Linked DNA regions of Homo sapiens: region 1 is linked to region 2. The links are chromatin contacts, found by Hi-C or POLR2A ChIA-PET in ENCODE. All regions are on one chromosome and are shown on one strand. The core of a region is the stretch at or near the end of the contact, and the rest is flanking DNA. Distances in the headings are between cores, read along the strand shown.

Evidence for each region. A loop is a pair of places that touch in the nucleus more often than their neighbours do. ChIA-PET counts read pairs that join two places held with the same protein, here RNA polymerase II (POLR2A). Pooled maps may share reads with other maps.
Region 1: a map of CD4-positive, alpha-beta memory T cell shows a loop between it and region 2 (13-fold over the local background). The contact joins the promoter of DDX42 here to the promoter of RPS6KB1 in region 2. A Hi-C loop is called at or near these places in 1 of 168 maps with a recorded cell type or tissue (CD4-positive, alpha-beta memory T cell) and 5 of 50 pooled maps. POLR2A ChIA-PET finds 5 or more read pairs at or near these places in 1 of 52 experiments (activated CD4-positive, alpha-beta T cell).

What each region holds. Positions count from the first base shown.
Region 1 is chr17:63,772,488-63,775,478 of GRCh38, forward strand. It overlaps DDX42 (DEAD-box helicase 42), which reads left to right and starts at 1,683. Exons shown (of 18, transcript NM_203499.3): 1 at 1,683-1,889. CCDC47 (coiled-coil domain containing 47) reads right to left here and starts at 1,110. Exons shown (of 13, transcript NM_020198.3): 1 at 925-1,110. RefSeq lists enhancers at 985-1,569, 1,282-1,591 and a silencer at 1,722-2,011.
Region 2 is chr17:59,891,595-59,894,617 of GRCh38, forward strand. RPS6KB1 (ribosomal protein S6 kinase B1) reads left to right here and starts at 1,527. Exons shown (of 15, transcript NM_003161.4): 1 at 1,527-1,731. The coding sequence starts at 1,591. It overlaps TUBD1 (tubulin delta 1), which reads right to left and starts at 1,349. Exons shown (of 9, transcript NM_016261.4): 1 at 1,103-1,349. RefSeq lists an enhancer at 1,275-1,554 and a silencer at 1,745-1,944.

The DNA.
Region 1 (2,991 bases), core at 433-2,932, 3.9 Mb after region 2:
CGTGATCCACCCGTCTCGGCCTCCCAAAGTGCTGGGATTACAGACGTGGGCCACCGCGCCCAGCCTCCTTTTCAAATCCTACTCTTAAAACTTTTTTTTCATATAGAAGCAACTAAAAGTTAACACCGGAACAGTCAACTCGATTAACAGCCTGCCAAAAGATCCGATCATTTCAAATTGAATTTCCAATTAGAATATTCACACCATAGAAACACTTCTGAGATAACTCAGCACTATAATGGAGATCCTTCAAGGTTATTTAGGTTACAATCATCCAAGCCATTTTTACCTTGGTTTTCCCTCTTAGAAGTCTCCGCTGCACCTGTCAGTTCTCAAATGCACAAGTCCTTGCCAGACCACCCAGCCTCTATGACTCCTGAAGCAAGCAACACAGGACCAAGGAAAATTCACACAAGCGCTAACAAGTCTGGTTTGATTATTTTCTGCAAGCTCATCCAATAGTTCCTCAGCGACTGAGTCTAGACTTGAGGAAAGAGGACTGAGTGAGGCCATCATTCCTTGTTGTCATTTTAGATTAGGTCTTCCTGACAACGGCCAAAACGAGTATTCTGGAAATCATGCAGACTTTCCTCTGTCTCTTTATATGTGTTGGATACAAACACGTTTCATTTTAGAAACCTCCAGAAGAGACTGGCCACAGAGGTTTTTGCTTCTATTAAACCCCTTTGCCTAGTTTCTCCCCACCCAAGAGAATCAATACATCCTAATGTCATCCTCCGGCACACACTGTACATTTCCTCTAACTCTGCCCTTTTGGCTATCATTTGCTCACAGCTCCGTGGGAAAGTTCCCCCAAACCATTACAATTATCTCAACCGGACCGGGCTACAGGCCAAGCAACTCGGAGTCACCGCTCGGCCTGGCCCGGCCACGCCGACGAGCGCGTCCTGGCCCGCTCCTTACCTGTGGCCGAAGCCGAAACCCGGCCCAGCGCCCTGCGTCCGACACCCCTGCCCGGCCTGCCTCTCGGCCTGGCCGCCGCCTCCGCGATCGCAGCGGTTTTACTGCCCCGGATGCCTCTAGGACGCAGCCAGAACCGTAGCTCAGTCACGCCGCGCCTCTCTTCACGTAGCCTCCGCCGTCCGTTACGTAGAATGCGAGCGGCTCGTCAGCGCCTGCGCGCAGCCTGCGGGGCGGGACGCAACCCCGGGGAAAGCGCGAGACCTCCCTCTCTCCCGCCCGGCTGAGGCGAGGTGGGGCTTTTGGGAAAATTACATAATCCCCGCCCCTGGGCCGGAACTGCCCTCGCCTATCCCAATCCTCCTACCTAGGATTCCGTCAAGTTGACGTCACACGGAACCGGTGCTCCGGAAGCTAAAGGTGGCCATGCTGTGTGGGACCACGTGGCCAGAGGCAAGAGTGTCGCTCTAGTAGTATATGCAACAGTTTAAACTATAGGCATGTTCATGTAAATATGGTTTCTGTCCAACCCGTTTTCTCTTGGGATTTTTGGCTAGCCCCTTGACGCCACTTTTTCTTCATTCGCAGACCCACTTTCTAGATGGGTCATGAACACTGTCCACCCAACTGCAGTTTCCCGTCAGAGTATCTGAGGAGCCTGTGAGGCGTTCTGGAGCTTTAAGGTCAGGCGCCTTCCGGGAGCCGTAGCCCCGGCCCCGCCCTTCTGCCCGCGCGTTCCTCACTGCGCATGTCGCGTTTTTGTTCCCCTCCCCCCTTCAGCAACGGGCCGTGAGGCGGTGGCGGTGGTGGCGGTGGCGGCGGCGGTGGTGGTGGTGGCGGCGGCGGCGGCGAAGGGGGCGGAGAGGAAGGAGCGCGGCGGGACCGGGCCGGGACAGCGCGTACTTTGGGCTCCGGGATTCGCTCCGCGCCCGCGGTTGTAGCAGCTGCCGCTGCAGCCATAGCAGCAGGTTTGTGCGTGGGGTTTCTGGACGCAAGGCCGCCAGTCCTTGGGGGCACTGGAGGCAACTGCTGGGCCTAGCGAGGGCGGAGGAACCGCGGCCTCGCTTAACAAAGAGTCGGCAGAGCCTCGGGGCACCGGCGGCCGGGGTGCCGGGAAGGGGTGGGAGTGGGGGCTGAGGCCTCTAGGGTTCCTTCCTAGCCGCGTCGCCCTCCCACAGCTCCCGCTTCCCTCACAAGTCTTACCGAGGCCCAGTTGGCGGCTTTCCGGAGGCGGCGCCCCCTCGCCTAGGAAAAGGATTTGCAGGGTGCCCGGCTCCAGGGCAGGAATAGCGCGGGGAGAATTCTGACCCAAGGAGGCAGCGCTTGGGAGATGCAGGCCTCCGAATTTGGGGTCCTGAGAGGCAAAAGCTGCCAAATGAGAGGAGTGAAAAGATATAGGCGATGATCTTTGTGCAGCGTTGAGTAGGTCGATTATTAGCATCACTGTAGTCACACAAACTTTTTTGCGGCCTACTTGAGAGCGTATCTGATGTGAATAAATAATTTACATGGAATTGCAAACATATGCATCAAAAACAGGAGAAGCTGTCGAGAGTTTTGGGGAATTACATTCTCATCACTGAGAATTTCCCTCTTGCCCCCACTCCTATAGGCAGTTATCCAATTTCTTGTGGCTTCCCTGTGTTTTCTTTTTGTCAATGATGTTTCTATGTCTGTCCTCTCTCGTATACACACCCAGGACTTCCTCAAGCGCAGGGACTATGTCTTAAGGCGCTTTGCAGAGCCAAGCTCATTTCTGGCACATAAGAGGTGAGCAATGAGTGTTTCGTACAAAAATTAATGTTTATATTTTGACAGCTGGGAAAAGAAAATATATCTTCCTGTACCTGGAAGAAGCATTGTGTAGCCTAATGTGCAATTCGTTCATTCAAGGGGTATTTTTATTGGTGCCTATTCTCTAGCGCCGTTCTAGGTGATAGGGATAGGTGTTAGACCCCTGCCTTTGGGGAACTTAACTTTCTAGTAGCGGGAGGAGAGGCAAACAGATACATATATTATACTGAATGTTAGAAGATGATCAGTATCTTAGGGAAAAGAAAGCTGGAAAGG
Region 2 (3,023 bases), core at 277-2,776:
TTTCCAAAATCTGATTTGTAATCACTTTTTTCCTAAACATATGTTTAAAACAAAACATTCTCCTCAGTTGAGGAGTGATAAAAGAAAAAAAGAGGCTGGGTGCGTGGCTCACACCTGTAATCCCAGCATTTTGGGAGGCTGAGTTGGGAGAATCACGTGAGCCTGGCTGTTCCAGACCTGGTCAACATGGCAAAACCCTGTTTGTACAAAAAATACAACCATTAGCTTGGCGTGGTGGTGTGCGCCTGCAGTCCCAGCTACTCGGGAGGCTGAGGTGGGAGGATCCCCTGAGCCTGGGAGGTCCAGGCTGCAGTGAGCCAAGATCTTGCCACCGCACTCCAGCCTGGGTGACAAAGTGACATCCTCCTGTCTCCAGAAAAAAAAAAAATTAAAATTAAAAAAATAAAAACAAGACAAAACAAATGCTGATTGAAGAAATTAGTAGTACCACCCTTCACACCACATGAACATGTAGAACACAGAAGTGTGCTCAACATTGTACATTCAATTAACATTAATTTTCTCTCTTCTAAATAATAGCTTACGCTTTCTCCACTAGTCTAGCCTGGTAACTTTAGTAAGACCTGTAAGAAAGATTTTGTGTTTAGCTCAGGTAGGACAGCAAGAAAGATGCAGCTTGGAGAAAGAAAACCAGATGAAATATTAACCGGGCGCAATGGCTCATGCCTGTAATCCCAGTACTTTGGGAGGCCGAGGCGGGAGGATCACCTGAGCCCAGGGATTCCAGACCAGCCTGGGCAACACAGCGAGACCCTGTCTCCATTTGAAAAAGAAAGAAAGCAAAAGAAACATTAGAGCAGTTCCTCATTATTTTTACCTAGGAAAAGACAAGTTTTGATAAAGACTTCACATCAGGTCTATGCAGCACTGGAAATGAGCCGTGGGTTGTGAGACAGACTCTGTGCTTAAAATGTCAAACCGGCAAAGTAGGTTTATTATTATCCTCATTTTACAGATAAGGAAACTGAGGCTCTGAAAGGTTATTGACTTTTCCAAGGCCACAGAACTAGTAAAGAGCAAAGCCAAAAGGTCCCCCGTTCCCCACGGGCCCCAGGAGTTCTCCACACGTAACCCGACTCACCGCCAGACGCCGACCAGCGCTTCTGTCCGGTTCAAACTTCGGACCAACCTACTCACCATGCGCATGCTCACTTTCAAAACGAAAAACTTACTGAGAACAAATGCGCATGTTCCATAAACGGAGAGTTTTGTTGTGTATATATTTTTTCCTATTCAGAAAGATTAATTACGCATGTTCAATTTCAATTTACGAACTTCAGATATGGTACGCATGCTCACTGTCCACCGAACGCTCCAGCTGACAATGCGCATGCTCTAGTCCTCCAAGCGCGACTTCGGCTGGTGTTTTGCGCATGTTTCTGCCAGCGCCTGGATCCTGCCGATAGTTCTGCGCATGTCCACTGCCCACTGTTTGGCTTCACGGAACCCTGTACGCATGCTCCTACGCTGAACTTTAGGAGCCAGTCTAAGGCCTAGGCGCAGACGCACTGAGCCTAAGCAGCCGGTGATGGCGGCAGCGGCTGTGGTGGCTGCGGCGGGTCCGGGCCCATGAGGCGACGAAGGAGGCGGGACGGCTTTTACCCAGCCCCGGACTTCCGAGACAGGGAAGCTGAGGACATGGCAGGAGTGTTTGACATAGACCTGGACCAGCCAGAGGACGCGGGCTCTGAGGATGAGCTGGAGGAGGGGGTGAGGCCCGGGGTCCCCGGGGGCCCGAGGTGACAGGGCCGGGGCGGCGGCGCGGGCTCAGGAAGCGCGGTGTGTCCTAGAGCGTGGAGACCCAGGGGGGCTCCTGAGGAGCTGAGGGTCGCGCGGCCTGAGACAGGGGAGCGGGCGGGGCGGTCATGGCCCTAGGTGTGAGGCCTCTGCGGGGCTCGCAGGTGCAGGTCGCACCCTTAGCCCCAGGTCAGCGCAGCCCCGAGCGATCTGAAGAGGGAAAGAGAACGGGCGCGTGGTCGATTCCTCGAGCTGTTGGACTTGAGTGTGGCGGGGAGCGGGTGGCGTGAGCGTGTGTTGGGGAGACGGGGGCTGCTCTTGCTGGGTGTCCCGTAAGTGCAGGCGAAGTGTGGAGGGTTTCCCTTCGAGTCTAGAATTTCAAGTATTGAATCTTCAGACCTCCCACAACCACCTCTCTTCTCGGCCTGTCGCTTCTCTCCTAGGAAGCGCTCAGCTGTTAGAAGTGACAGCTGAAAACTTCTGTCGGGAGTAGCACTGCCGCTGCTGTTACAGCCACCAGGAGTTTTATTTCGGGAGCAAGGGGGCTCTGCTGCATCTTCCAATCTTCCAGGGTTTGTTTGTTTGCTTTTTTTTTTTTACCCCCTTCCGTGTGACTTTTTAAAATAAGCATTTATAAGGACACACGGCACTTGTAACCTTTCCCCAAGTTGAAGATGTCTGTATTTTTTTCAGAATAATTAATGTAATTTTGAGGTGGAAAAAAAAACCAAAAACCAGTTGACAGCCTTGATTTAGCTTGCCAGAAATAAGTTGCCTGAACAGAGACTTGTGAATGGTGGTATGAGGGCTTTCCTTGCTGTAATTTAGGGTGCTAAATTTAGAATTGTATTTCCTAATGCATAGCTTGGTTTCACCCTGCTGGCTTAGTGGTTTGTTAATCTTTATGGAATAACTTTTTTTTTCCCTAGATAAATTTATCAAAAAATGACAAATTGCACCTGAAGTTCAAAAATGTTGTCATACTAAATCACTGATCCTGGACCAAATGATCATCAGTTGATAACCTCTTGGTAGTTTAGCATCTAAATTCCAATGTCTAGTTGAATACATGGGTTAATGACGTCAGATGTTTGCTCTAATTACACAGGGGCTTCCTTTCCCTTGCCTCACCCTCAGTTTTTCTCCTCTGGCACCTGCCCTACTGTTGACAAAAGATTGAGATGATGTATATAAAGAATTTTGAACACTTTAAGAAACTAAGTGGCCTAAAATAATACTGTTCTTCTTGTTTGTTTCTTTTGTTT